Linked DNA regions of Mus musculus: all the other regions are linked to region 1. Evidence: chromatin loops called from intact Hi-C (ENCODE). Cell type or tissue: left cerebral cortex. All regions are shown on one strand. Each heading gives the region's core, and the rest is flanking DNA. Links, peaks and the distances in the headings are about the cores only.

The links. Peaks named below come from ENCODE experiments on the same cell type or tissue, not always from the same donor. Only the 100,000 strongest peaks of a DNase experiment are listed, where the experiment ranks them.
Region 2: a loop joins it to region 1, with 3 times the contacts of the local background. A loop is called at or near these places in 2 of 42 quality-filtered maps.
Region 3: it touches region 1 in a loop (2.6-fold over the local background); 2 of 42 quality-filtered maps call a loop at or near these places.

Annotation. Positions count from the first base shown.
Region 1 is chr10:89,989,089-89,999,729 of GRCm38, forward strand. The region is part of intron 1 of Anks1b (ankyrin repeat and sterile alpha motif domain containing 1B); the gene reads left to right. Among named protein-coding and RNA genes, the nearest start is that of Anks1b, 120 kb to the left of the region's middle. In left cerebral cortex, for the core only: no CTCF peak of the experiment used is centred there; DNase peaks (open chromatin) are centred at 5,267, 6,752, 7,134 and 8,310; H3K27ac peaks cover 3,691 bases.
Region 2 is chr10:89,866,905-89,877,545 of GRCm38, forward strand. Anks1b (ankyrin repeat and sterile alpha motif domain containing 1B) reads left to right here and starts at 6,605. Exons shown (of 27, transcript NM_001359241.1): 1 at 6,605-6,901. The coding sequence starts at 6,768. In left cerebral cortex, for the core only: a CTCF peak has its summit at 5,743; DNase peaks (open chromatin) are centred at 1,473, 5,792, 6,513 and 7,296; H3K4me3 peaks cover 3,573 bases; H3K27ac peaks cover 1,881 bases.
Region 3 is chr10:89,915,898-89,926,538 of GRCm38, forward strand. All of the region lies in intron 1 of Anks1b (ankyrin repeat and sterile alpha motif domain containing 1B), which reads left to right. Among named protein-coding and RNA genes, the nearest start is that of Anks1b, 48 kb to the left of the region's middle. In left cerebral cortex, for the core only: no CTCF peak of the experiment used is centred there; DNase peaks (open chromatin) are centred at 6,273 and 7,239.

The sequences.
Region 1 (10,641 bases), core at 1,171-9,170:
CCTTATGAGCCTCTCCTTTCTAGTTCTGTTTGTCTGGAATGCTAACAAGATGTCACAGACACACTAGCCATTTTGTAGCAGAAATTATGGAATTCTGTTGCGCGCGCCCAACTCGCCAGCAAGAACGACGCTGCTACAGGATCCTTCTGCACACATTTATTCAGTCCTGTTTCTTCTTTCTCCATATATCTCCCTTGTTTATATCTCCCTTGTTTATATCTCCCCTGTTTATATCTCCCCTGTTTATATCTCCCCTGTTTATATCTCCCTTGTTTATATCTCCCCTGTTTATATCTCCCTTGTTTTTATATCTCCCCCTTGTTTATATATCTCCCTTGTTTTTATATCTCTCCTGTTTATATCTCCCCTGTTTTTATCTCCCCTGTTTTTATATCTCCCCTGTTTTTATATCTCCCTTGTTTTTATATCTCCCCCTTGTTTATATATCTCCCCCGAACCCTGGGCCTCTCACTCCTTTTATACTCTCAGTTCCCATCCACGCACAGCAGGCCACGCCACCTCACCAGGCACGCAGCTTCAGCTAATCAGGGCAGCAGGGGCATATCTCCATCAAACTGGATTCACCTGTATCCTGGTACACCTGCGCAGCACTCAAGATGTTTGTGGCTTATATGAGGAAGTCAGGTGCAAGTCATACGACTTAGCTACAGTCCCTGGCGCCTTTAGGACTGCCGCCACACCTGCTCCTAACATCTCCCCCTTTTTTCTTTTCTGGCAGAGAGAATGTCTGTAGATAGCCCCCCGCAGCCATGCCCCTTACCCGTCCTTGGGTGACAAACAGCATTGGTTTGATCCCTGTCTTAGGTTGGTGACATGCCCAGGGAGTCTTATCACTGACTACCTCTCAATCATGCCAAGCCACTCCTGGGGAGATTGTGTTTTGCTTGCGGCAGGTGCATCAAAAGGCCAGGATGTTAATTAACCTATGGCCAGATCTTAATTGCTGCAAGCAAGCCTCATGGGTGAAGGTAGAGGTCTGATCCCCAGTGTGCAAGCATAGGGGCCCTACACAAAACCATCCCTTAGGCTCATCACCCAGAGAGGTCTTGGCCAGCTCCCGTGTCGTTTTTCCTGGGGGAAGGGAACTAGGACACTGAACCTTCATGTAATCAGACGTGCCTTCCACAGGATGCCAACAGCAAGCTATCCTCTGTGCAGTGCTTAGCCTCGCACCCCACGGCATAACGCAGCATAATTTCTTTTAGAGCGGCAAACCGAATCTGAGGAGATTGTCCCGCCTCCACTGCAGCAAAAGCCTACGCTACCATGGCGAAAGTGCGGGCCACACACTCTGCACCTAACACTTGTGCCAAACACACAACACACACACACACTATAACAAGCATACATCCCAGGGCTCTCATCCCCGCTCATCTTCTCTGAAGCAAGGGATAGATAGCCAGAGGGGCTATCTCTTTAAGGGGAATTCAGGGATCAAAAAGGCATGGAAAAATTTAAACGTCATGTCGAGCTGGTATCGGCTTCTGGAATACCGAAAGGATCTCTCATCTCGGCTCCATCCTTTGTGCTTGTGGGATCATCCACCACATCCACAGGGGCAACTGGATCAGGAGCCTCATTCTTGCAGCGTCTCACCAATCTCTCCGGCACCCAAAGAGGTTCCGTCTGGTCCTGTGGAAACACACAAACAGACCCTCTCGCCCACGTCAACACTGAATCTGGTTGATCCTCTCCAAATCTCCGGACAGAAGGTCCACCTACAGGTGGATGCTGAGGAGGCATAGGGAGGCGGCACAAAAGCTAATTCGCCTTCCTCCTCCACCTCAGCTCTTTTATTTTGTCCTTTCTGTCCACCTGATAACACTGTGTCTCCTTTCTTTTTCCTTTTTCTTTTTAAGCCCTTCTCTTCCGACATACTTTCTTGTTGCTCTATAAGGATTTTCTGACCTGTCTTGACTGCCTCTTGATTCAAACAGTAACAGAGTCCATATATCAGAACAAACAAGACCAAAACTATCAGACCTACCCACAAAGGGTCAATGGGAGAAAAAAAGCATAACTACACAGCGAGGATCTATTGATCACTACACTGAGGTTATCATAGTTCCTTAACTTGTCCCCAAACCGGGAACCTTAACTTGTCCCAAAACCATGAACCTTTTGTTACCTTGTGCCTGCTTCCTGGCAACTTAATGCTTACCTCTATTTTATCCAAGGTCCTTCCCAAACTCCTGGGGTCCCAAGTTTCACTCACCATGAACTTACCCTGCCAGCAACCACTGACTGCTGAAAGTTCTGAACTCGGTGGGGGAGTCGGTTCCCCGTACGGGCCACCAATTGTCGCGCCCGCTCTCGACCAGCAAGAACGATGCGACCACCAGTCCTTCTAACAGCAGTTTATTCAGTCTTCATCTTTCTTCTTTCTCTTCATCAGTACTGTTCCCCAGCTGAAGAGTTCTGAATCCACACCAGATCCTTCTCAACAGTCTGTTTCACGGGAACCTTTATTAACCCCTTCTTCCCCGTTATGCAGTTCTGAATCCTCCCTGTAGCAGGGGGTCTTCGCTCGTGCCTGAAGGTGTCTCTTGTCCCGGGTTTCGGCACCACTTGTTGCGCGCGCCCAACTCGCCAGCAAGAACGACGCTGCTACAGGATCCTTCTGCACACATTTATTCAGTCCTGTTTCTTCTTTCTCCATATATCTCCCTTGTTTATATCTCCCTTGTTTATATCTCCCCTGTTTATATCTCCCCTGTTTATATCTCCCCTGTTTATATCTCCCTTGTTTATATCTCCCCTGTTTATATCTCCCTTGTTTTTATATCTCCCCCTTGTTTATATATCTCCCTTGTTTTTATATCTCTCCTGTTTATATCTCCCCTGTTTTTATCTCCCCTGTTTTTATATCTCCCCTGTTTTTATATCTCCCTTGTTTTTATATCTCCCCCTTGTTTATATATCTCCCCCGAACCCTGGGCCTCTCACTCCTTTTATACTCTCAGTTCCCATCCACGCACAGCAGGCCACGCCACCTCACCAGGCACGCAGCTTCAGCTAATCAGGGCAGCAGGGGCATATCTCCATCAAACTGGATTCACCTGTATCCTGGTACACCTGCGCAGCACTCAAGATGTTTGTGGCTTATATGAGGAAGTCAGGTGCAAGTCATACGACTTAGCTACAGTCCCTGGCGCCTTTAGGACTGCCGCCACACCTGCTCCTAACAGAATTCTCAGCTCTGCTAAGCTGAACTGGGGAACTCGACATTAGCAACCAAGGACCACTGGGTTTCATGTTTCAGAACGTCCTGTTTGGCTGAGTTACAGTATGCTGGCTTTCTAAATAGTCAAATAAATACAGTTTTAACTCATACTTACAAAGTGTACACACACACACACTACAGATTCATGTATAAAATGTAGAATAAGAGCAATGCCAGATTTTTTAGAGTAGAAGATAATAGGCTAGTGACTGAATAGTTCTGAAAGAGTCATTTTCAACCTTGAAACTTTTTTTTATATTGTCAAAATACAGTAAGGCGTGATTGACATAGATATGTAAAATTTTAAAATATTATCTCTAACACACCTTTCTTGGGAAAGTAGCAGGGGTAGTGTCTACCAAAGTGGAGGTATGAAACAAGAGACAGGAAGGCACAGTATCTAGAAAAGATGGGCTGTCTTATGGATGAGAGGCACAAGGAAGAGCCTAAAAGGCCAGTGCCCCTGAGAACAGGAGCAGACTTCCAGGGGATATTGCTACAGGAAGACCGTAAGGTAGTTAAATTTGGTTATAATAATACTAGGTATTATTCATTTACATGTGTATATCTATGTGTGAGTCTGTATATGTGTGTGTGTTTCTGTGTTTGTGTGTGCATGTGTGTGTGAGTCTATGTATGTGTCTGTGTGTATGTGTGAGTGTGAGTCTCTGTGTGTGTGTGTCTGTGTATGCTAGTCTCTGTGTGTATGCCTCTGTGTGTTTGTGTATGTGTGTTTTTGTATGTGTGTGTCTCTGTGTGTGATATATTCTCTGTCTGTCTGTCTGTCTGTCTGTCTCTCTCCTCCAAAAGGAAGGTTTGATGAGTAGGTTCCCCCATGTGGGTCCCCAGAGATTGCACTTAGACCTTCAGAGCTGGCACCTTTACCTCCAAGCCATTTCATTGGCCCAAAGAACAATTTTTAAAAAGTATCTTTAAAACTTTGGAACATTGGTGACAGAGTTAACCAGGGATTTAAAAAAGGATAAAATATAAGCAAATCAACATGCAAAGGTTTAACAGAAAGAACACACACACACACACACAACTTTAGTAAGTACTATATATTTAGTCATATCAGTTATGTAGAAAGCCCCACACTGTCTTAAGCCAACTGGGAAACTAGGGTGAGGAGGATGAAATGGGATATAGGAAATAACTTCCTGATGCATAGGACTTTATTACAACAGCACACACACTCATGCACATGCACACGCGCGCGCGCGCGCACACACACACACACACACACACACACACACGACTTTATTTTATTTTATTAGGTATTTTCTTTATTTACATTTCAGATGTTATCCCCTTTCCTGGTTTCCCTTCTGAAAACTCCCTATCCCACCCCCCCTTTTCCTGCTCACCAACCCATCCACTTCCACTTCCCTGACCTGACATTCACCTACACTGGCACATCGAGCCTTCACAGGACCAACGGCCTCTTCTCCCACTGACATCCGACAAGGCCATCCTCTGCTGTGTATGTGGCTGAAGCCATGGGTCCCTCCATGTGTACTCTTTGGTTGGTGGTTTAAACCCTGGGAGCTCTGGGGGTTCTGGTTGGTTCAAATTGCTGTTCCTCCTATGGGGCTGCAAACTCCTTCAGCTCTTTGGTTCCTTTCTCTAGCTCCTCCATTGGAGACCTTGTGCTCAGTCCAATGGCTGGCTGCAAGCATTCACCTCTGTATTTGTCAGGCTCTAGTAGAGCTTCACACATGTGACTGTAAGGATGTCTGAAGGAGCCACTGGAGGAGCATAATGTTAAAAGAGAGAACCTTTGATAATAACGGGAGCTGCATAGGGACTGCTTTAGGGCTTTTGGGTTTTAGGTTTCTAACACCATTTGCCTATGCATATCATAGCTTTGAAGAAGGATAAGAGAAAGAAGTCTCCGAAACAGGGTAAACTTACTCTTCATACTTAAGATTTCTGAACGTACAGAGTTCTGTGTATACTTTCTTTCTTCTGGTGAAGCTCTTCTTCCTTTTGTAGTCTTGGCAAGTCACCCTCATTGTGTGGGATTTACCAGACCTGGCGAGTCTGTGATCTTCCTCAGCAGAATTAGGCTCTCCACTCACAGAGCTGTAAACTCTGTGCCATCTTGTGTAACACGGCTTGTTTTGGGTGAGTGTTTTCAGGCTTATCCTAGGACTGGAGTGGGAAGTGGCGGGCTTTATTTTGTTGTTTGGTTTCTTATGTCCTTGATAGCATTTAGTGATGTGTAATTGTAGTAGGTATTCCATAAACATTGACTAAAAGAATAATGGAGTATAAGCTGGGAAAGTTGTACCAAGTCCTGGCCCCTTGCTCTGATCAGACCTGTTAGATTTCTCTTGATAACACTGGGTGTAATTAACCTTAAGGGCAGTAAGAATTAAAAATCTTTCTTTAAATGATTCCAGGATTCCATTTTATTAATCATCCTCACCTTATAACTTAAAAACCTATGATAATAAGATGTTTTCTAGCTGGGCAGTGGTGGTGCACACCTTTAACCCCAGCACTTGGGAGGCAGAGGCAGGTGGATTTCTGAGTTCAAGGCCAGCCTGGTCTACAGAGTGAGTTGCAGGACAGTCAGGGCTACACAGAGAAACCCTGTCTCAAAAAACAAAACAAAACAAACAACAACAACAACAACAACAACAAAAGTTTTTTTTCTAGTCTGACAATGCAGCTCAGTGGGCTGAGCTACACGCATGTACAAAATCCCAGGTCGGATTTCTAGCGCACACATAACGGGCCACGGTGGCACACCAGCGTCATTCTGGTACTCCCTGAAAAACTATGAGAACACTCCTTTTAATATTTGATCAATTTCAGCTTTGATACAGTTTGCGATATCTGGTGGCTTTGGTTTTATTTTTTTTTGAGACTGTGTCTCATGTCACCTAGGTTGACCTTGAGTTTCTGACTATTCTACCCTGTACTCCCCAAGTGCTAGGATTGCAGATGTGTGCCACCTCATCTGATGTGTCTTCAGTCTCCCTTCTCTAAAATGTTTTCCCTATAGATGATAAGCTTCCAGGGGGCAAGTCATGCCTGTCTTAGCCTTGTTTCTCAGTATTTGTTAGAGAGCCTGGCCAGTGTGGACATACAGTGTTGAATAAATATCCCCTGGGGATTAGTCTCTGGCTATCCCAGAAAAATCCAGTTGTTCCAGACATTTTGGAAAAATACATTTAACTCAAAATCAAGTGTCTGGGACTTTGCATATAGTCCTTGTCAGCTGTTATGTAATGTCAACTCCCTGTATTCTTGGAGGACTTTCCATTTCCTGTGTACTCAGGGCTATTTCACTTTAATTACCTCTTCAAAATTTTTCTCTTTCATGAGGCCTTTCTGAGTTAATCTTTTCTTCTGAGCCTCAGCAACTTAGAGTAGAGAGCAGTGGTTTATGTAAGGAAGGCATTTTGTTTTTATCTCCCCAGTGTTAAACTGTAATGATTTGGGGCCGAGTTTTTGTGCCTGGATAAAGCACTCTATACATTTTAATGAGTTTCTAATCTGAATGATTCAAATCTACAAGCTGGCTTTCCTTTGAATACATGCAAGTGAAAAAGTTAAGGACTTGGCAAAAATTATATTAGATTTTGCCAAATCCAACCGTTTGAAATGCAATTTAAATGTTTAGCCAAATCTCAAACATCACTGTGTTTGTTCCCTTTTGACCAAAAGCTGCAGTTTGCTAAGAGACTGAATGAAAGTATATATCTAAGCTACTTGCTGTCTTCACAAAAACCCCTCCAGCCTTTAACCAGACACTTATGTAGCAGCTTCATATAGCAACTGTTAGCTATTCACTGACATCACCCTCCATCTCTTCCCTCTACCTTTACCCTGGGCGTTAGCTTTATAGACTGACTTAGGAGAACAGGACAGGTCAGGAATAGATCTAACTCCGGCTGAGCTCTTACGGCCTGCTTCAAAGTCACATCAGCTATGCTGTGTACTAGGCAGTGTGACAAGTGTTTTGCATGTATTTTAATCTTCACATCAATCCTGTGATGTTAGTTTTATCGTCCCCATTTTACTCAAAGGGAAATTGGAAACTGGTTTGAAGAATAAGCAGTTTATCCTGTTATAAAACTCCCATGTTTAGAACCAGCTCTTGAGATTAAGAGCGTCTGGAGCAGTGTGTCCTTCCCCCCCCCCCCAATGCCTGAGAATGCTCGCAGAATTATATTTATATCACTTGAGTTACAGACCATTTGAAATAAGGCTTCCTATATAGTTGATGTTATTAGCTATTTCTCTTAATCTCAACTATGCATCTTATCTGTGATAAAACTAATATTTTATTAATATGAAACAGAAAGTTCTTATATATACTGAATCAGAAGGCTTTTAAAAGATTTTGACAAGACTTGGTAAGAAACTAAATTTTAAACAAAATTTAGTAGGAAATGGGTGGAAGAGGGAGGGATGGAGGGAGGGAGGGAGGGAGGGAGAGAGAGACAGAGAGATATGTTGTTGGGTAGAGATGGAGAGGATCTGGGAGGGATTAGGAGAAAACATCAAAATCTATTGTGTAAAAAATGTAAATAAAAATAATTCAGTTGTGAAAATATTAGGTATATTGTATATGTCCATCAAAACAATTATAGAAGTATTAAGTTGGTGAGATGTGGTATGGTAATTTGTTTGTTAGGCATTGAAGCTTGAACAATGTTAATGTGAAAACAGTGGTAATGGGGATTTTTTTCAAGTTTTGGCTGCATTAAAAGATTATATGATCTTAGAATTAGGTGAAAAATACAGTTTTCAAGTTATATTTTCTGGTTAGATTGTATGTGGTTTAGGAAGAGTTTCAAAAGTTATATGGACATACCTAAGTAGTTTTAGACCAGGAGATAAACAGGTATATATAATGGATTCTTAGAACTTAACTATTGTTCAAAGTTCACTGAAGATACATAACTGAGAGGGTGGAAAGTGGGGTGGAGGAGAAAGGATGGTATATTTTAAGAATTTAGCTCACACTATTATAGAGACTTGGCAAGCAAAAAAAATAAAATCTGTAAAACATGAAAGGAGACAGAGCTCAGAGCAGAACTCTATGAAGGTATACTGTGGCGACACTCTTGCTTCTTTTTAGGGCAACAGTCTACCAAGAACTTCAGGTGCCTAGAGCAGGCTTAGCCACACTGGAGGAGGTACTGTTTCATGGAAGTCTGCTGCCTGACATGACAATTTCATCATGAAAGTCCCATCACAGAAACATCTGGAGTTTTTAACCAGATGTCTGAGCACAGTGCTGTATAGTCTAGTGGTTCTTGCCCTTCCGAATGCTGTGACCCTTTAATATACAATTGTTGTGGTAACCCTCAGCCATAAAATGGTTTCGTTGCTATTTTATGGCTATAATTTTGCTGCTTCTGGTATGAATCATAATGTAAATATCTGATATGCAGGATACCTGATATGCACCTCCTGTGAATAGGTTGTTTGATTCCCCAAGGGGTTGTGACCCACAGGTTGAGAACCTCTACCCTAGTCAACCTGACTCATGACATTAATTATCAGAGTAGCAGACATGCAATTTGAATGTATGTGCTGATATAAAATAAAATCTGTAGATAGTTGAAGGAGACAGTTATGTCTTACTGGAGAAAACTCAGGATAAAATAATGATTATCTTTAAGTATCTGAATTTGGAAATACTAAGTAGAACCCCAGGTAGGACATGAATCTTCGGGCAGAAATGATGTGGGTGGATAGATTAGTTATGAAAGAGAACTCTCTTCAGTCCTTTGCATAATATCACCACTTAGGATCTTTTCAGATACAAAATCAACATATTCAGCTCTTAAAAGTTGAATTCAAGGATTCCTGGGGTAGATTAGAAATAGTTACCTCTGTATGATGGCCATTAATGAAAAGTCGGGATAATAAATGATTGACTCTCGCTCTATATATATCTGTATACATGTCTGTTGAAGGTATACCTAGTAAAGCTATAGTGATATATTATATTACACACACACACACACACACACACACACACACACACACACACACACATATATATTTGTTTAGCTCTTTCCCCAGAGTGATTATACAAAATTTCTGTTCCTACTGATATAGTGGTCTGTATTGAAAATATCGTTCAGATCTGGGTGAGAGTGGCACACTCATTAATCCCAGTCCTCAGGAGGCAAAGGTAGGCCAATCTCTGTGCATTCAAGACTCACCTCATCTACAGTTCTAGCTCCAGGACAGTAAAACTCCGTCTCAAAAAACAAACAAATGAACAAACAAACAAACAAACAAACAACAAAAAAGAGAAACAGAGAGAGAGAGAGAGAGAGAGAGAGAGAGAGAGAGAGAGAGAGAAAGGGAAGAGAGAATATATCACTTGGTATTGGGAGCCCTAAATTTTAGACATTTTAACAGCTATATATTTCTTCCCAACCCTTGATTAGTCCTTTTACTTTCTGAATGTGTCTTTCCTGAGTAGTGCAGTTACTAATTTTTATTCGTTTAAGTTCATCTTTCCCCTCATGATTATTGATTTTCGTGTCGAATTTGAAATATTTTCTATATATCATATTCCCTGTATGATAACTTCTAAATAGTTAATTATTGGTTATGTTATATCTATTTTTTATTAACAATGAACATTTATGCTCTGTGATGTATGTGTATATTTGAGGATGCATATATTCTTTCTTTCTCTTATTGATATTAAGAGCTGTTAATGAGAAGCTCATTTCTCTTCTGTTTTCCAGTGAAATTTAAAAATAGCGGTGTGTCTCTTTCTTCCCTTGGTATATATGCTTACCTGTGCACCAATACCCTAAGTACTACACTTAGCTTCTAGCATTCTCAGTTCATTAAACTGTCTTGGTTCCCCCCCCTATTTATTTTAGACTCATTTTTCAATTATCAGAAAAACAGGTTGCTATTTTGATTGGAATTACAATGAATTTATAAATACATTTTTAGTATATTAACATGACAATGTGCAATTCTTTTATTTCATGGTATACCCCATCATATATTGTCTACTTTAGTTAGCTAATGAATTTATTCTGGTGCTGAACTCAGGGCCTCACGCTGTGTGTGTGTGTGTGTGTGTGTGTGTGTGTGTGTCTATGTGTGTCTATGTATGTTTGTGCATGCGCACAGGTGAGCGCATGCACGCACTGGGAATCATCCTAACATGAATTCATAGAGTTAGCCCAACGTCTACTTTAATTTGATGAGCAGTAATAGAGGATCAAATCCATGCTCCTGTGCCTATTTTTCAAAACAAAAATATTTTTAGTATTTTACAGAGCTTATATATTTTCATTAATTCGTTCAATAATTCAGTAATCAAAATGCTGTAATTTTGTTATAACTGGTACTTTTGAAAGATTTTTTTTGTTAACTCTTGGTGTATAGAAATGATT
Region 2 (10,641 bases), core at 1,183-9,182, 120 kb before region 1:
GGTTGTCAGATGCACCTGGCATTTTCTCCATAGAATCCTCTGTGTAGGATGTCCTGGAACTACTCTGTAGACAAGGCTAGCCTCAAACTCAGAGATCCACCTGCTTCTGGATTATTGGGATTAATGGTGTGGAGCACTGCACCCAGCCTCTCAGTAGAAAAATAAAGAGATAGGGGGAAACTAGAGGAATTTTAGAGACCTTCTTTCAGTGTGGGTTTGTGGACTACACTACATTTTCAGTGAGCATGTGTGAGGTCACACCTTGGGTCTATGTGGGGCTCTCCAAGGTAACAGTAGCACAGAGGCAGGTTGTCTCTGAGAAGGGAGGAAGTTAATAGGTGATGTAGCAAGGGAACGCCCCCTTCTCCCTTTGCAGACCTATCACTAGAGCGAGGGACTCATTACTGGTGTAACTTTAGTAGAGGACGGGTGATGGAAAGTGAGGAGCAGACTCCTGGGGTGGGGTGCGTGGTGGTGTGGGGTGGTGGTGGTGTATCTATTCCTTCTCACTGGCTCTCCCTGGAGGACAGGAAACTTCTGTTTCTAAGAGGGAGCCGTGAGGCAGTGAACGTTTTGTTTTTCCTACTCAGTTTCTTCAGGAATGCTTTACCACTGAGTTGAGCTGATTTGCTTCTGCCTTAACTCTGCTTTTCTTTTTCTCTCGCCTCTTCTGCCTCATGGGTCACTAAGCAGGTTAGTGGATTTTCTTTGGCGTCCAACCTCCTATTTCTCATTTTGTTTGTCGTGCGTCTCTCTCTCTCTCTCTCTCTCTCTCTCTCTCTCTCTCTCTCTCTCTCTCTCTCTCTCTCTCTCTCTCTTTTGGTTTTTCGAGACAGGGCTTCTCTGTATAGCCCTGGCTGTCCTGGAACTCACTTTGTAGACCAGGCTGGCCTCGAACTCAGAAATCCACCTGCCTCTGCCTCCCAAGGGCTGGGATTAAAGGTGTGCGCCACCACCGTCTGGCCGTTCTGGCTCTCTTTGGGAGAGAGAGGCTCCTAGTCCTGTAATCAGGATGAAATTTAAAAAAGAAAAAACAACTATATGTTTGACCAAAGAATTTATTGTTTGGGTTGGGAAAAAATAAATTCTAAATTCTCACCTAACAGAGAAACATATCATCTAGTTGGTCCCCTAGATTTAATGGTTCTGTCTATCACTCACAGATGGAAAACTATTCCATGAAATCTGGACACTTAAAAAATTCTGGATATGTAGTCTCTTCAGATTTTAATATGGCAGAATTGGCCTTGAATATGTGTCATAATTAGCTTTTTCCCAGAGGCAGGTCCTAAGATCCACATTTCTAGGGAGGTAAGTTTTCTGGAACTCTAAGCTAAAATGAACCTTTCTTCCCTACCTTACTCTCTGACCGTAGTATTTATCACCGAAACAGAAAAGTAACTTAATACACAAAGGAAGCTAGGATAACATTGTAACTTGGATGAAGCAAGGGAACGCCCCCTTCTCCCTTGGCAGACCTATCACTAGGGTGGGTGACTCATTACTGGTGTAACTTTAGTAGAGATTCTTGTACTTTGTATAGTGTTAGAACTTATCTGAGACAGCAATAAAGATGATATGCACGTGACATACTCCTTTGGAAGGGACTGAGTGATTATCAGCTCATGGTCTTCAATGCTCATGGACTGTAAATTTTTATAAATACTGTACATATTGCACTGTGCTTGTCTTTGGTCACCCCTCCCCAAGATAGTGAGGGACAGGGGAAATGGAAAGAAATTAAATGTAACCCAGGAATAAAAACCCTGGTCTCTTACTCAGGGTTCTAGCATTATATTTAACCAATTATATTCTGGATTTATTATTTGTTTACATCTGCTCCATAGAGCATCAGCCCCAGAGATAGGCCTGAAATGGCAAAGGGAGCATTTTCCTGCTTCATCCAAGTTACAGTGTTATCTTAGCTTTGTTTATATCTTACTTACCTTTCTGTTTCAGTGGTAAAGTACTATAACAGAAAGCAAGTTAGGGAAGAAAGGGGTTTATTTGAGCTTAAAGTTCCAGAAGAGACACAGTCAGTCTATGGGCAGACAGGGCATGGCAGCATGAGCGGGGGACACTGGTCTCAAAGCCAGGAAGGAAAGAGATCACATGTCAGCCACCAACAGGAAGCAGAGAGAAAGAAAAGGAAGTGACGCCAGGCTATAAAACATCAAAGCCTCCAGTGACATACTTCCTCCAGCAAGGCTCTGCCTCCTAAAGGCTCAATAACTTTCCCAAATAGTGTCACTATGTGCAGACCAAGTGGTTCAGGAGCCTCTGGGGGCATTTCTCAATTTAAATCGCCATACCTTAGTTCAGTGGTTCTCACCCTATGGGGCTGCTACACCTCAGTGGGTTGACATTGGAAAACACAGGTATTCACATTAAGGTTCATAACAGTAGCAAAATCACAGTAATGAAGTAGCAAGGAAAAGAATTTCATGGTTGGCGGACATCAGAAACACAAGGAACTGTCTTAGAGGGTCACAGCATCAGGAAGGCCGAGAACCTGAGCCTTACTTAGTAACTCCACATTTTAAGACATTCTCTTTCCCTCACTGCAAACAGACCAACAGACTAAGGGATATCACTCTAAGGTATCTAGATTTGAGATCCTTCATTGTCTTTATGTTTTCAAAGGTTTTACTTACTTATATTTTATAAATACATATCTACCTACTTTGTCTTTGTTTTTCTTCCCATTTTTATTTTCAGCTCCATTTAGTGACCCAACAAGAGTGTCATTAAACACACACACGCACACACACACACACACACACTTCTTTTTTTTTAAATATTTTTTATTAGGTATTTTCCTCATTTACATTTCCAATGCTATCCCAAAAGTCCCCCATACCCTCCCCCCCACTCCCCTACCCACCCACTCCCACTTCTTGGCCCTGGCGTTCCCCTGTACTGGGGCATATAAAGTTTGCAAGTCCAATGGGCCTCTCTTTGCAGTGATGGCCGACTAGGCCATCTTCTGCTACATATGCAGCTAGAGACAAGAGCTCCAGGGTACTGGTTAGTTCATATTGTTGTTCCACCTATAGGGTTGCAGATCCCTTTAGCTCCTTGAGTACTTTCTCTAGCTCCTCCATTGGGGGCCCTGTGATCCATCCAATAGCTGACTATGAGCATCCACTTCTGCACACACACTTCTTAGCTTGCTTAAAATTATTTATAATTTCATTTGTGTACACCATAATTTAAAATAAGGAATTTAAAAGAAGTAAGGTCTACATTACTTTTTAAAAGCAATTATATCTACTTCCTAGCCCTAAAATCAGAATAAAATAAGAATCTCTGTATTTCATCACAAGAATACATTGTTAGGACGGGGAAGCCCAGTAGAGATGAATTCCAAACTTTTATGTAACAAAGTTAGATCCAGATTGACTAGTTGGCTTCCAAGATTTAATGCTTCTTTCTACCACTCACAGATGCAAAAATGTTTGATGAAATCTGGACACTTACAAAACATTCTAGTTATCTAGCCTCTTTGGATTTTTCGAATAATGTTTTCTCTTTTAATTTGCCAGCTTATTCTCATTTAGTGGAAGCCCTTTTCCTCTTCAATAGGAAGTTAGAAATTATCTAAAATAAAAAGTGTAGAGTAGAAAAATTGCATTTGAATATCATATGTCAGCAGAGTGCCTGGAACTGATCTATGATTCGATATTGGTTGATATTTCAGCTTTGGTCATCTGAGTACTTACAGGGTATTCTGGGAAAAGTTTGTTTTGTTCAGGAGACAAACAGTAGTAAGGAAGAAAGGGATTTTCTTGTGCATAATGAATTCATGACTACTCATTTCTTGTTTCACGAACGGTTTAGCTAGGCCTGTTATGTCAGGGGGCATATATCATCTTCTCATTAAAATAGATTTTAAAATGAAAAGGAAAAACAAAATGTCAGACAGTCAAACTCTATACCCTCTGGGGATCCTGCAAGGAGAAGCTACAAATTTACCTGATGCTCTGAGCCACTGAAATAAAATTTTAGAAAACTGAGCTACAGAAAAACACTCTAATTTACTCTATCTATCTATCTATCTATCTATCTATCTATCTATCTATCTATCTATCTATCCATCCATCCATCCATCTATCTATCTATCTATCTATCTATCTATCTATCTATCTGAATGTCTTTTGAGTTTCCCTGTTGTTTACCTAAAGTTTTGGCCTAAGTGGCAGGGAGTCCTGGATCTGTCTTATCATAGTTTCCAATGATGTGACTTTGAGCTCATCAGTTTCCTCGTATGCGCACTAAGGATAAAAGAGGTACCTCTGACTCCACAGAAAAGTGAAATGCACACATGATAGTCTCATAGTCTACAGAAATTTTGTTGAGTACTGAAACAAAAAGTGTAGAAAGCATTTAGTACATATGGCTTCTGGCATGTGGTAACTGCTCATCAAATGTTTGTAAGAATTAATTTCTGTGTAATTTGCTATTCAATGGGGTCTCAGGTTGGGATCTGAATTAAGTCAGTTCTAGGATCCAGCTGTTAACTTTTTCCATTTATTTTAAAGATATATTTCTAATTCTGTGTGTGTATGTGGGTATGCACACATAATTGTCAGGCCTGTGGAGGCCAGACGATCTGGGTTCTCTACAGGTGGAGTTACACAAAGTTGTCAGCCACTCGATATGGGTGCTAGGAACAGAACTGATTCTCTGCAAGAGCAGGAAATACTCTTCTCAGGAAATACTATCTCTCAGACTATCTATCTATCTATCTATCTATTTATTTAATGGAAGCACACAGGTGTGTGTGTGTGTGTGTGTGTGTGTGTGTGTGTGTGTGTGTATGGAGACCAGAGGACAACTTGTGGGAGCTATTTTTCTCCTTTTTTTTTAAAAAAGATTTTTATTTATTTATATGTAAGTACACTGTAGCTGTCTTCAGACACTCCAGAGGGAGTCAGATGGTTGTGAACCTCCATGTGGTTGCTGGGATTTGAACTCTGTACCTTCGGAAGAGCAGTCGGGTGCTCTTGCCCACTGAGCCATCTCACCAGCCCCTATTTTTCTCCTTTTTACTATGAGGGCTGGGGAGACTGAACTCAGGTCTTCTGGCTTAGCACATTTACCTGCTGAGGCATCTTACTAGCTCCCAGGTCCAGTTTGTCAGCCAACGACTGTGTGGCATCTTGTCCCTTTCTGGACCTCTCCTTTAGTTCTAAAGTAATATACAGTAATAATATCCAGTTCGTTGGGTTGTTGTAAGCAAAATGACAATCACATCTTTTCCTATCAACTGACCACAAGCTGTCACAGGAAGTTTCAAAAGAAAATAAGCATGCGTTCTCTGCCACGAGCAAGGAAAACATCCAACAAAATCAAGGCAGTCATACACAATGAACTGCTGATGATATATGCAAATCAAAGCAGCTCTCTCATCCATGCCCATTTATATTTTTCCTAGGGTGGATGTGGAAGAATTTCCAATGAGAACCCTTTTTCTGGTATTTGCACAAGTCAGCAGCTCTCCAAAGCCCGAGTAAAATTCAGGCTGATTAAAGACCCTAAAAAACCTGCAAAAGTCACAAGGCATTCAGTGGTTCAGAAACTAGGATAAACCAAACCTCTTCAGCTTCTTCCAAGGACGGACATCTCAGACTCTCACCAGAGAGGTAAAGCAAGAGGATGAAATATCCTTCAAGTCCCCCGGACTGGGACAGAAACTGCAGCAAAAGCGCCTCTTCTCAGCACCTCGTTCTCCATCACCTCCTAGTGGAAGATTTTCCCCAAGTCTGGTTACTGACTCTGGGCTTCAGGCAGAGAAGGCGCCTCAGCAGCTAGCGGGGTGATCTCCAGTACTCACACAGTTAAACCTCTTCAGAGACGGGAGAAGGGAGCAGAAGCGGGGTGGGGGGTGGGGGGAGAAGAGAGAGGAGGGAGAGGGAGCAAAGAGCGGGGAAGGAGGGAGGAGAGCGGAGGGAGCACGGAGGAGGGAGCAAGGAGGACCCCGCCCACTGGCACAGAACTGCACCCCCCCCCCAACCCCCCGCCCGCCCCACGGTCGGCCCCGGGCCGCACCTGCCGCGCGCACACGCCCCCCGCGCGCCGAGCCTCCGAGCCGCCGCCGCCGCCGCCGCCCTCCGCACGCACCCGCCGCGGCTCGTCCGCACAGCCCAGCCTCGGCGCGGGCCGCAGCCACCCCAGCCGCGGGCCGCGGCCGTCGTCCCCGTGTAAGCCCCGAGCCCGCCGGGCGCGGAACCCAGGTGGATCCAGGCTGGGCGTTTGTACGCACGGGCCTCCGCTGCCGTGGTTCGATACCCTCTAGCTCTGGGGAGGACGCGCTCGACTCGCTCCCTCCTCATCAGCCTCAGAGCGCTCCTTGAGCTCCTCAGTGCCGGAGCATCCTCCCCGCTGCTCAGCATCCTCCTGTCAGCGCCGGAGCATCCTGCTCAGGGCTCGGCGTTCTCTGAGCTCAGCATCCTCCTTCCGTTCCTCGGCAGCGCCCGGGCCCGGTCCCCACCCGCTCGCACCCCACCCGCGGGAAGGAGGCCTCGGGAATGCAGGGGAGTGGCTGTGGGGGCGCGTCGCCGCTTGGCCAGCCCCTCTGCCCAAACACAGGCTGCTCCCCATTGTAGAAGCTGCGCGGAGAGAAGGAGGACGGCGTGCTGCTCCCTGCGCGGGGCTGCAGGGAATAAGCCCGGGCATCCTTATAGGGTGGGGCGGGGAGGGCCCTGGCTTTTGGGGAGTGGACCTGGAGCAGGGAAAGGACTCTGTAGCGGACTCGGTGAGAGACTATGGGGAAGGACCAGGAGCTGCTGGAAGCTGCTCGTACTGGCAATGTGGCTCTGGTGGAGAAACTCCTATCTGGCAGGAAAGGAGGGATCCTGGGTGGTGGATCCGGACCTCTGCCCCTGTCTAATCTGCTAAGGTAAGAACTGGCACTCACTGCGGGCTCGGGGTGGTGGTGGTGGTATGCACACCCCTCGTTAGCATTGTGATGGGTACGTTCTCTCCTCAGGGTATATTGCACCTGGAGGTGTCAGCGATTCATTCTTAAATTAGACAGGAAAACAGACCGTGTGTGTGAAGAGGAGGCAAGAGCCTCCCAGTTAGACCGATGCTTTAGACTCTTGGAGTAATTTTAAAATAGCTTTTCCATCAATGCGTCAATCAGCTACTTTTCTCTAAACCGTGGTGCAGAACTTGTACATGTACTGGTGTTGCTAGAAGGAAATCGGCATGCCTGGTACTGTTTGTGTTTGCAGCTGTGAAAGCCCACCCCCTACTATTTGGCTATTTAAATGAGAAGCTTGTTGGATGCTTGCAGTTATCCTGCGAAAGCCACCGACTCCCTGGATTGCTGCTTCCTTCTTGGGCAGAAAGCATCAGCAGTGGGTAACGATCCCACAAAAACAAAGCCAGGGAACCTTCTGAGATGTCAATCAGGAGTGTGTAAAACTTGATGAGGCAGGTTGGGCAGCTTTAGTTTACTTTCAGTTTCCCAGACACAGCTGAGGGAAACATCCGGCTTGGGAAAGCGTGTGTGGAATAAATACAGCAGAGGCCTTTTAATGTTAACATGTTGCAGGTGAGACGAATATTAGTTCTCAAAGGTTCTTTCTAAGGTGACATTAAAAAAAGTCAAAGTCTTTATTCACCATACTAGAGAGAGCTAGAGAGAGCAGGGTTTGTCTGCATGTTTGAGAAACTATTAAAAGTTGAATTGAACAAATGAAATCTCTTAGGAGGCAGGAAGCCTGAAGAGCACTCAATGAAATTCAAGGAAAGCTCTTTAGTTCTCAAGTCGTGATTGTTCAGTGTGTCTTGTGTATTTTTGGAGGCATCTATCATCATACATAACTCTATCTTAAAACATCTCTTAATGGCAACTTAATGATACTTGTAAAAAAAATTAAAAGCTGGAGTGGTTTTCTTGCTTAAAAATATTTTGTATTACTTTTTATAAAAAATAAAAATAATTACACTTACTTGGTGTGTGTGTGTGTGTGCGTGTGTGTGCACGCTGTGCATGCCATCTACCCCATTCAGAAAGCAGAGGGCAACTTGTGAGAGCCTGTTTTCTCCCTCTATCATGCAGATTCAGGAAGTGGTACTCAAGTTCTCAGGTTTGAGAGCAAGCAAGCATCTTTATCCACTCAACTAGTGCAAGGCTGTGACCCTTTAATACAGTTCCTCATGTTGTGGTGACTCCCAACCACAAAATTATTTTTGTTGCTACTTTATAACTGTCATTTTGCTACTGTTATGAATTGCAAGGTAAATATCTGTGTTTCCTGGTAGTCTTAGGTGATCCCTATGAAAGGGTCTTTTGACCCTCAAAGAGATTGCAAGCCCTGGGGTTGAGAACGGCTGCTCTGACCTTTTGTGCTGATGTCCTTATGTGTTTGATACAAACTTATGCATGAAAATATTGTGGCATGGACACAGGTTCTCATAGGTTGTGATCAGATGGTGCAATTAATTATAATACTGCCTCTAGGGGGGAAGAAAAAGGTTATATTACAGTGAAATGAACATACCTGAAAAAGGGCAAGATTTAAAGAGCCATGTACTATTACATATACTTGGTGACAGTGACACTATTGGAATAATATTTCATTGCAGAACAGTGGTTATGTATAGAAGCTCTGCCCCCAGTGGGTCTTAGAAAACATAACTCTTCCGCGTGCTGTCTTCCATTTTCAAACACAACTAGATAATATATGTATTTTAGACATCAGTTTTGGTATTTACCTGTAGATTATAGAAAAGTTTAGTTACAATTTTTAGTTAGAAGTGAACTAGTTGTATTTGCAACAGAATCAATGATTATAAAAATGATAATGGATGTATGCTAAAACAAGTTCCTCAAAGATTAAAAATTAATCATTTTGGAAAATAGAGAATTCATTAGCAATGAGAGGTTTAGTTAATATCACTGACACGAATTGAGACAAATGATATTTTTTTTGGATAGGCCTTTCTCAGTTGTTTTATCTTTGAAACAGAAGTAGTTGACAAGTTTTAGGGTTAAGGTGGCACATGCCTTTAATCCCAGCACTTGGGAGGCAGAGGCAGGCGGATCTGAGTTCAAGGCCAGTCGGGGCTATACAGAGAAATCCTGTCTCAAAAAACCAAAAGAAGAAGAAGAAGAAAAAAGACATCAAGTATTTAATGTTAGTAAATATTTAAGCCATGAAAGCATGGGCCACAGTGTTCTTCTGCAATGAGTTTCTTTATTACTGGCTGTGTTGAATGGCCCTGGTAGTTCTACAGGAGCCTACATGGAAAACGATGTATTCACGAGGGCAGTTTGAGTCAACTGCTGCAAAAATCACAGAGATCACCAGTACCTTTCAGGCTTGCATTTACTTATCTCACACTGACTTAACCACTATAACATGTCTTGGAAGAAAATAGTTACTGGAATGGTGTTCAGGTGATCTTTTGAATAAAATATTTCTTTTTTTTTTAAATTTTTTATTAGGTATTTAGTTCATTTACATTTCCAATGCTATACCAAAAGTCCCCCATACCCACCCACCCCCACTCCCCTACCCACCCACTCCCCCTTTTTGGCCCTGGCGTTCCCCTGTACTGGGGCATATAAATTTTGCGTGTCCAATGGGCCTCTCTTTCCAGTGATGGCCGACTAGGCCATCTTTTGATACATATGCAGCTAGAGTCAAGAGCTCTGGGGTACTGGTTAGTTCATAATGTTGTTCCACCTATAGGGTTGCAGATCCCTTTAGCTCCTTGGGTACTTTCTCTAGCTCCTCCATTGGGAGCCCTGTGATCCATCCATTAGGTGACTGTGAGCATCCACTTCTGTGTTTGCTAGGCCCCAGCATAGTCTCACAAGAGACAGCTACATCTGGGTCCTTTCGATAAAATCTTGCTAGTGTATGCAATGGTGTCAGCGTTTGGATGCTGATTATGGGGTGGATCCCTGGATATGGCAGTCTCTACATGGTCCATCCTTTCATCTCAGCTCCAAACTTTGTATCTGTAACTCCTTCCAAGGGTGTTTTGTTCCCACTTCTAAGGAGGGGCATAGTGTCCACACTTCAGTCTTCATTTTTCTTGAGTTTCATGTGTTTAGGAAATTGAATAAAATTGAATAAAATATTTCTAAGTAGACACATTTTATGTGGTTATCACCTTATTTTGTTAATGCTTGCCATCAGAAACTTACAGGGTAATGGAAGGGAGGTGTGCTCTTCTCCAGCAAACATAGTGGCACTTGGAAATAATTGTAATATTTTGGAGTGAACTGTGGAGTAGGTTAGTCAGTCTCTTCTACTTGCTTCATTACATGTGTAGTATACTAATGGCGTCAGACTCTGGGGTAGATGCTTGCATGTCTCATCCGGAGGCCAACACTCATTTCACAGATGAAAGACTAGAGCGTCCAAGGTCACTTAATTAGTAATGCCAAGGATTTGAAATCCAGAGATTAAAATTTGCTTTACTGAATCTTTAGTCATAGTCAAGAATATATTTTGTCTTCAAAGTTTAAGGTGTATGGTCAAATCAGGCAGTACAGTCTGAATGTTTTCTTAGTTGTAAATAATAATTACACTTAAAGTCATTTTTCCAAGAAAAAAAAAATATTCCTTGCCTGCTTGCTTGAGACCTGATTTGATGAAAGTTTTGCAGACGGTACTT
Region 3 (10,641 bases), core at 1,452-9,451, 73 kb before region 1:
AATATCTTTTTTCTTTCTAGTCTCATTTTTTATTTTATTTATTTTTATTTTGCAGTCCCATGTTATATTTGATCTAGCCTCTTGTAATGTTCTGATTATCTTCATTGTCTCCTACTACAATTAGCTATATATTTTGCTTTTAGATATTCTCCCTAAATATATACCCAGTTATATTTTACTCTTCCCCCAAGTCAGATACCTCTGTTACAATCAAGTAAAGTAAAAGGTCTCAATTTTGATTTTCATGGTCTCTGTGAATCTTGATGCTTACATCTTTTTTCTTTGCTATGCCAATTGAGCCATTCATTTTATTTACTGCCTTTAATATTTCTTTTGAGCATTGACAACATATCAGATATTTGCTACTACCGGGGAGATCCTTGAAAAAGTAGTTAGTCTTAGACATCTCAGGATTTGAAGTCTAGCACACACGGTTCTTTCATGGTCATTTTGAAAGTGTGTGCTTTTTTTTTTTTCCTTTTGTTTGAAACAAAACCTATGACACTCGTCACTTTTCCACACAGTCGCATAAAGTCTAACTCACACACTTCTCTTCTATGATGCCTTTCCTCATCACAGCTGAAGTTCTCTTCTCTTTGTTTTTTTTGTACCACACTCTAGCCCAGTGGCTCTCAAGCTTCCTAATGCCGTGACCTTTTAATACAGTTCCTCATGTTCTGGCGACCCCCAACCACAAACGTATTTTCTTGCTTCTCAACTATAATTTTGCTAATGTTACGAATAATAATGTAATATATGATATGCAGGATACCTTTGTGAAAGAGTCTTTGGACCCACAAAGTGATTTGGACTCACAGGTTGAGAACTACGACTGTAGATCTCCTGTTCTTCTTGTTCCTTGCTTTGTGCTATTGTCTGAGGAGGTGCTTTCTCTTACAAGGTAATTAGATTGTTAGTAGTAGAATCTGAGCTATTCGGAAGGATGATTTTGTGCATGTCAGTGTCTTTCTCCCAGCCAGTTTGATGTAACAACCTCTGTTGTGGATTAGTCTTTCCAAAGGTGTATTCTTAGTGTCACTTGATCTTGCTTTGTACTGTTATTTGTGTTTATGAGCCTGACTCAGTAGACAGTACTTGTAGCTGCAAACAGCAGGTAAAATATGAATACGTGAGTCTTGCCCCTGACTGAAGCAGAAGAGATCTGTAGATTACCCTTCATTTACTCTGTTTAGTTATTTTATATACTTGCTTATTTTAAAAAATCCCTATAAATACCTCTTATACTCTTTGTTTCCAGTTCCTATGTGCTGGTTTAGAAACACTGTTTTATGTGGTGCTGCCCTGCTCTGAAAGATATATTGTCTTACATTAAAGTACATTTCATTTATTTTCATGCCCTATTTAGGGCATTGTTTTGTCAGCCATAGGGCTGACCTAGATGTTCACAAATGGGGCATTCAGAGAGACATACCTGGAGGCGCTGTGGGGGTGCTGGCAAGCTCTGCTTTGCACATTTGTCTCTATGCATGTGCTCAAGCTTTAAGCAAATGCATATTCTTGGCATTTGTTTTGATTTTATTTCCTGTGGTTTTGGAAATGTGCTTATGCACTTAGTAATGTTTTGGGAGTAATTTTCTCAGTTAACCATGAATGTTTTATCTTCCCAAATTGTCAAGGAAAGTACATCTCAACAGGTAATGATTTGCAAAAAGCCTAACATTCTATATAATTAAAAGAAATTAAAACAACTCTCCCTTAAGTGTGCAGTCAAAGGTAATTTTAGCCTGTCCCCAAACAGGTTAAAAGCTGCCTATTTGGAAATACGTTATTGATTTTACTCTCCTTCTATAGAAAAGCAAAATGAAATGATGTTGTAAATTTCCTTTAACAAAGGAGAAAACCGAATTATTCTAGACATAGATTTTACTCTTGTTTTTTTTTTTATAACAGATTACTATCTTACAGTTTCAAAAGTTAACCATAAATAAGTATATTGAAAACTGAGTTATTTTTTCTTTCCTTTGTTAAATTATAAAAAACCTACCTATATTTATGAGCCTAATAAAAATGTATCAAACGTCATTTCCATTCCATTTGTGAAAATATTTGTGCTTTAATGAGTCTGTGGAGATGGGACTTCTGGAGAGATGACGGTAGGAGCCTTTAGGTGACGAGTGGGGTTGTTCTTCCTCATACAGGCTAATTCTTAGTTGAGAAGATGAGTTTTTAAAATAGGAAACAAAAGGGTTGTATTTTCCCTGTAGTTTTTGTACTTTTACTATCTTTGGACAAGTAAGAATGGCGCTTTTCCCTTCGCCTTCAGCTTGTCTACTCCATCAACCTTTGTGATGCTCCTGACCTTTCACGTTTTACTTGCCATGTCTTCTGTCCCCTGCCACTCAGTCTGAGCCTTTAGCCAGGCAATCCATGTCCTTTGCTTTCTGAGATTGTAAAAGGTGAGAGTTATGCTGATCTTTAGTTTTTGATCTGTTAACTAGGCATCCGTGCTTCCCATTTAAGGCAAGATCGTCTGCAGACGGGCTCCTCAGTCTTACCAAAGCTTGTGTGTGTCTGATCAATTCTGGATTTCCCCAGTGTGTAGACGAGAGTGACATATCACCTTTGATGATATGATGCTTAGGATATTTGAATTTGTTAGCATGGCCATGATTTGATAGCAGCTTGGGGAGTATTAGGAAAGTGTATTCATGATCTCTTACTCTGTAGCAGTATGTCCTAGTATCTTTTCTGTGGCTATAATAAAAAAAAATGAGAAAAAATAACTTAGGGTTTGTTTCAGCTTATAATTCAAGGTTCTTGTTCATTACTGTGGGGAAATTAAGGCAGGACCTTCAAACAACTGGTTATATCCCATAAACAGGCAAGAGAGGGAGAGAGGGAGAGAGGGAGAGAGGGAGAGAGGGAGAGAGAGAGGGAGAGGGAGAGAGAGAGGGAGAGGGAGAGAGAATATACGTGCTTACCTCTTTACTTGCATCTGCTTAGCTTTATTTCTTCACTCTTACACAGGCCAGGACTCCCTGCCTAGAGAATGGTGCTGCCCATGGTGGACTGTCTTCCTTACATCAGTTATGCAGTCCTTCACAGACATGCTCATTGGGCAGCTCAATGTAGAGAATCTCTCATTAAACTCTCTTCCTGGTGTTTCTAGTTTGTATCAAGTTTACAATTAAAGCTAACCATCTCACAATAGTACTTTAAGCTTAGTGACTTAGCAGTACGCATCTGTTCTCATGTTACTACATTTTTGTGGGCCAAAATTCTAGCATAGCCCGTTTGAACTCTCTCTACCATTGCCCCTCAAAGCTTCACTCAGGCTGCTTGCATGGATTTGTCAGCTAAAGCTTCCCTGGGTTAGGAGATGCTTGCAAACCCACTTTGCTTTTGGGCAAAATTTAGTTTCTTATAATTGTAGGACTGAGACTTTCACTTTCTTGTGTGGGGCCTAACTTTGGTAATTAGAAAGCCCCTGCAGTTCCTGAACACATGACACTCCTTTACCATGGCTGTTGGTTCCTCCAAGCCAGTAGAGGAGATTCTCCAACAACTCCAATAAATGTATGTAATATCACCTCAGACCCATGACATACAGCATGTATATCATGCCACACTGCTATGTTCTTTTCATGAGAAACAAGGCGCAGGTCCTGCCTACATTCAAGGGCACCAGATCACAGAAGGGTGTGGACACTAGAAGTTGTAATGGGGATTATGCTAAGAGTCTGCCTTTGAAGGGAAGGGAAAGGAACGTTGGATTAATTATGTCCCCAGGACTTTCTTTTTCACTTATAGACACCTTGAGGACAGAGTTATGTCTGATTTATTTCCTGCCTTCTGTTCTCCATCAATGTCAGCTAATCTATACAACACTTGATTCACACTTCATAGGGAATTCAAGTGGTATCTGAAGACTTAACTACTGTGGTACAAAGCTGCTATCAAAGAACATCGAAACTCTTATAAGAGATGGACACTCTGACCATTGCAAATTGAAAGCCATCATTTATCAGTTGAAAACTGTTAAAATTATAATTTTGCTAACAATGTCTGCTTTTTAAATCATCACTACCATTAAGCCATACAGACAGTTTCTGACTTATAATGGTGTGACTTACAAACTTTTAACTTTATAATGGTATGAAGGTATACTGGTACAAGGCTGTTTTATGTTTTGGGTAAAGTTTTAGTAAATTACATGTGATATTTCACACTTTGTTATAATATAATGTTAGTATAAGATAATTTTATCCAAGTTTATATAAATGTACTACCCATTTTTAAGAAGTAGACTAAGGGCTGGAGAGCTGGTTTAGTGGTTAAGAGCATTTGCAGCTTTTTCAGAGGACATAGGTTGGTTACCCAGCACCCATAACCACCCATCTGTAACTCCAATTTTAGGGGGATCTGATACCTCCTTATGGCCTCTGTGGGAACCAGGCACATACCTACTACACTTACATGCAAGTATTATGCAAAGCAGTCATACATAAAGGAGCAGTAGGCTAAATATTGTGTTTATTAGGTTAGACATTTTAAGTATATTTTTTAACTTAGGACGTTTTCAATTTATGCTGTTGGGCGTATTGCTGTATGATCTATTGTCTTAGTCATTGTTCTATTGTTGGGAAAAGATACCATAACCAAGGTATCTCTTATGAACGAAAGCACATAATTATGTGCTTACTTATAGTTTCAGAGGTTTTGTCCATTGTCATCATGGCAGAGAGCATGCAGGCAGGTGCTGGAACAGCAGCTGAGAGCTACATTTTGATCTGGAGAGAGAGAGAGAGAGAGAGAGAAGGGGAGGGGAGGGGAGGGGAGGGGAGGGGAGGGGAGGGGAGGGGAGGAGAGAGAGACAGAGAGACAGATATACACTGGGCTTTTGCCCAACCCAGTGATACACTTCCTCCAAGGCCACACCTCCTAATCCTTTTTAGTGCCATTCCCCAATGACTAAGCATTCAAATATATGAGCCCATGGGGGCCATTCGTATTCAACCACCATACTCACTTTAACTCAAGGACCACCTACTTCCCTTTTCTAAGAAGAAGCCATACTACTGTTCTGTTTAAAGCTGGAGAACACAGGTACTGTTAAGTCAGTATAGCAATATAACAGCTGCCTGAAGTTCTGCAACCTTCTCTACCACAGTGTCCTGAGAGACTAACAGCTTTGTATATTGATTTGCTTTTCACAGTAATGTATTTCTTTGAATTTCAGGATAACATTTGTTTCCCTAGTCAGTAGACAAAATAAGCAAGGTCTTTTAATTTTGTCTATGAGTAAAATGTAAATTGTCAGACAAAAGGAGGAGCAGGTATTTCTAATCCTTCAGACTTGTGCTCTTAAATCATTATATTTGCATCGAAGGAATATTAATTATGTGTGTACTTTTCTTCCATATGGTGATAGGAATGACATTTTAATTAAACCAAAGCTAAGCTGTTTACTATCCTTTCATCTTGGCTAGTTAAAGATGAGGGCTACGTAAGCATAGAATACTTAAAAATGCTTAAAAAAAAGAGTGAATTAACTCAAGGCCTGAAAAATGAAGACCAGTAGAAAGACATAAAGTTCCAAACTGCTCATTTGTTGGATGGCATCTTAGGATTTTATGGCTGTGAAGAGACCGTGACCAAGGCAACTCTTATAAAGGAAAACATTTATTTGGGGCTGGCTTATAATTTACTATTGCTAACTCAGGAAGCATGGTGGCATGCATGCTGACATGGCATTGGAGAAGGAGCTGAGAATTCTCAGTGATGTTCTTCTTCCACAAAGTCCCCACCAACTCCAAGAAAGTTATTCCTCCTAACAGTTCTACTCCTTATAAGCGTATGAGGGCTTTTTTTTTTTTATTCAAACCACCATAGATGTGGTGGAGTCTTCACAAATTCACTACTAATTTAGCATTCATAGATAAGAAAGCTAAGAGATAGCATAGGTGGGAAAGGTTCATAGTGAATGAAAGCAGTGAGCTTGAGGTATGCGCTGACAGAGTGAACCAGGCATTTGATGATAATGGTGACCATAGTCAAAGAATAGGCAGTTTCGAAATGTGGGAAGGTCTTCAGGTGAAACTGTTAATTATGCATATACACTGTACAGGTGGCATCATCTTTGGGCACATAAGATGAAAAATAAATCGAATTTTGACATAGCTTTGGAGAATTTTTGTTTTCATCTTTTATTACCATCCATGCTAGTCAGGATTATTATAACTCCCAAGAGTCTCTCCCCTTGGAGTGCACATCCTGTGTGAATCCTCACCCCTTCAGCGTGGGCATGACTTGCGAATATGCTGAGTCATTATGTCTGTGATTAGATCACCAAGCAAGTGCCTTTATCTGGATAGACCCGGGTCTTTCTTTTAAAGCAGAAAGAATTCTCAGGATAGAAGGAGGGGGCCCTGTCTCAGGGTCCACTTGTCAAGAGTTACAAATGGCATCTAGGAGATAAGTGTAGCTCCTGGTCAACAACCAGCAAATTGTGGGGGGTGTCAGTATTGTAATGGGTTTACCCTGAATTCATGCTAAATTCATACCATTGCAAGGATATGAATTTGCAATAGTTCTGGAAGAAAGAGGGACACATGCTTTCTGGAAGATATTGATACGCCTGGTAAGACCCCAAGAAAAAATAGGGCTGACCAACCCCAGACTCTTCACGAGAAATCTTGAGATGATAAATTTGTATTGTTGAAGCTCTCAACTGTACAATGAGTTGTTAAGCACTTTGAGAAGAATGACCACTGTACATGTGCTTTCCTAAAGATGCCCGGGTCTTGTCTCAACTTTGAGTCTTTTGCTGAGGCATACTATATTGTGGAATGATTTCTTTTATGTGTCTGGTTCTACTTTGTCATTATTTAAGGCCCATTCCACAAACCAACTATGTATCAAGACTTTCCATATTCCTACATATACCTTATCCTTTAAATATTCAGTATATTTTGTATTTTGCTTTATGTAACTTCTTTGAGTTATTTTCATACATGTTTGGTGCTATTTATCTTTTCCTTTTTTTATTACATATTTTAATGGGATGTGTATACATCAAACCTTCCAAAAGTGGCAAATAGTATACAATGAAAGACATGAGTGTTCTTAGCCTAATTTACCAGCGATTCGGTTACTTTCCACACTGCTGTGATCAAACACCTAAAAAAAGCAACTTAAGGAAGGATGGGTTTATTTTGGCTCACAGTCCATCATGGTGGGAAGGTTATGGTGGTGATGATGGCTCATGGCAGCTAGTCACATTGTATATCCATAGGCAGGAAGTATAGAGTGATAAATTTGGGCGCTTGGCTTGCTCTCTCCTTTCACTCAGTACAGGAACACAAGCCACAGAATGGTGCAGTCTTCACTAAGGTATATTTTTGCACTTGTCTGCAACTTATTCTAGAAACTCTCTCACAAACACATCAAAAGGTTGTATTTTTTACTTAATTCTAAATTCCATTAAGATGATAATTAAGAGTAACCATCATAACTAGTTCTCTAGTTCCCTGAACCTGAGGCAAGCATTCTTTCCAATTTACATTCATCGGTGGAGAGTCTCTATATGTGTGTGAGCTTGAGTGTGTGTGTGTGTGAGAGAGAGAGAGAAAGAGAGAGAGAGAACTTATGTATGTGTGTTGTTTATACATAGATGCATAATACCTTCCTCTTTTGTATAAAAATCTAATAGTGCTTGTCCTCTCTTTTCGTTGGTTATGAAACACATCCATGTTTTCTTTCCTTACTGTGTTAATCTCCTGATGCACTAAAGTATTTAAGACTCAATTTCAGATCTTTGCAAACCTTTTCAAAAAGATTTACTTTAGTTTCTGAGATTATAATATAGCTTGTGACTTTCTTTCTTCCCTCCAAACCCTCACATGTAACCCCCACTTCAAATTCATGATCTCTTTTCTGTGTTGTTGCTGTTGGTAGTGGTGGTGATGTATATGTCTATGTATTTATTTCTTTGTGCATGTTTTTCTGAATGAATGAATGAATGAATGAATGAATGAATAAATAGATAAATAAATACCATTTTCTCAGTCTGTATGTTACTTGTATGCATGTTTTTAGGGCTGACCACTTGGTGTTAGACAACTGATTGGTGTGATGTAATTCTTTAAGGCTGAGACCACCTGAGCGTTCTCCCTTCCATGTTAGCATATCTATTTGTCAACTTTTATTAATTGCTACTTGTATTAATCCTAATTTTATTTTGGCAGACACTTTGATTGAAATGCTTCCCTTAACAGGCTCTTAAAAACCCCTGAACATTTTATAGTTTAGGTGGATGTTCTATAACACAAAATGTCAGTGACTTATGATTATAACACGAGGTTACTGGGTGAGAATTTTATGGACAAATAATTCTAAATGTCATATGATACAGTCAGTGTATTATTTTTGTATTTTATAGTACTCCCTCTGACATTTTTGTGGCTTACTAGTTACTGTGTGGATTGTCTTAATGGAGATAGGATTGGGAACATGATAGAAGGATAAGGGATTTTTTTTTTTTTTTGCTTGTATAAGAATTTGAGACAATTGGTTCTTTGAATTGAACTTGAATATACATACATATTTCTCATGATGCTGTTAGAAATTACGGAAGCCCTAACATTTCATAAAGCTTTGTAAAAGTGAAATAATTGAGAACTTAACCTTTCTCATTAGTATGTAAGCATGATGTCAGAACCTGAGATTTTTATTACAAGTTTTGTTACTTGATGTACTTCCTGCTACATTGTTTAATCACCCAATTATAAGTCTGTTGATTATCCTTCTTTTTAATTAGTGAAATTACAATGAGTCATAAGTAAGAGTTATCTAAATATAGGCTCCTGAGAGGGTAGAAACCTCCATGTCTTTTTTTTTTTTAACTAGGCTTATTTTGAAGCATAAGTCAAGTCCTGCATGGCTACTGCAGAGGGGTCAACATGACACAGTTCTCTCAGCAGGGCATGGACCTCCCCAAGTGTTGATGGTTGCTAAGGCATAACGTTTCTTTGTGTAATAATGTACATAATTTACTTTACATTTTGGGAAATACTACCCTCCCACCCCCACCGAGGTTATCTAAGAATGTTCTCCCTGCCAAGATTAGAGACTCCATGCTAATTAGAAGCAGCATGAGTCCAGGAGGCAAGAGTGCATTTCTGTCCTTAGCAAAATGATAAACACTGTGACCTTTAGGATTGTCCTTAAGGCTGTGGGAAAGAATGCTGAAAACCCGAGTTCAAAAATATATAGACAGGATTTCTCAACTATGCAAAATATAAGAATGTAATATTAATTATATGAGGGGCTTCACAGACCTGAAAGAACAGAGGTAGCTGCACTATAAGCCAGCTTGTCAGAAACATATTAAGGAGATAAAGAGATTTGAGGAGTGGTGGTTGCAGGGCAAGATTCCACCCAGCTAGCTTATTGTCTGTGCTTACAAAGGCAGGCAGATCTTTGTATTCAAGCTATGTCAAAACAAAGTGTATTTGCTGTCTTTTCTAAGATTCAAGGTGCTAAGGTCATAAAATGTTGATTCATGGGGTAATCAAAAGGGAACCTTGGTGGATGATTGAATTGGTATATAAATAAAAGACTGGGCTTTGGTCTGAGAGAGCTGAGCTATTTTGGTGAACTGTCTGGAGATCTCTGGAGAGTTGTCTCCAGCAGAACAAAAGGCTGTCAGCTTGTACCCAGGATTGACTTCCAGTTCTTTTGCATTTTCGAGATACTGAAAGAAAATTAAAATTCAAGGTCCATGACTCATGCGGCTTGCAAGTTAGGAAGGCTTTTGGGCCTAAGACAAAGAACAAAGGCTGTAAAGTCATCCTAGGAACCAACTAGCCATAAAGATAGGGAAGACATACAAGAATGTCCGGACTGGCCCTGTGCCTTCCTATCTCCCACCCTTCTGACCTGGGTTAAATGTTAACCAGATGCTCTGCTGTTACCTTGATCTACACGTACAGTTTGCTGATGTTTAAACTACTCACTTGTGTGTAACTGCACCAATTCTTCCCCTACCCCCATTCTTTTCCTATATAAACCCCTAGCTTCTGAGCCTCATGGTTGGCACCTATGTCTTCTGCGTGAGATATGTGTTGGCTTGGACTTCTGTCATTAAACTACCTCGTGTGTTTGCATCAAGATGGGCTCTCGTGATTCTTTGGGTACACGCTATCTCGTGACTCAGGTGGGGTATCCCCACAGAGGTCTTTCATTACCCCTTTCTCAGGGACCCCTCTCCGAGCTGAGCCTGGTCTTTGGCAGTGTATAGATGTGTTACTTTCTTGTTTTGTCTTTTATTTTTGTTCATGCATTGGACATATTCAGGAAAATTTGTAAGAAGAGCAAGGTTGGGGAAATTAGACATTAAAACTATTGGCCATGACTTTTAAAAAATAGATTGTTAGAGACTTTGAATTTCATTGAATTTGAGTACTGATGATTATGTTTTCAGTTCTAAATTTTAATTATCCAAGCCACCATCTTTCTTATTTCTTCAGATAACTGACCTTCATGAAGAGAAAATTGAAGGCCAATTTAAAAAATCATTTTTGTTTACATAAGTAGTTTATAATTAAATATTTTTTCTATGATAGTTTTTTTGTGATGTGTAAGAAGGTAATTTCAGCCTTTAGTTAATGGAATAGGAAA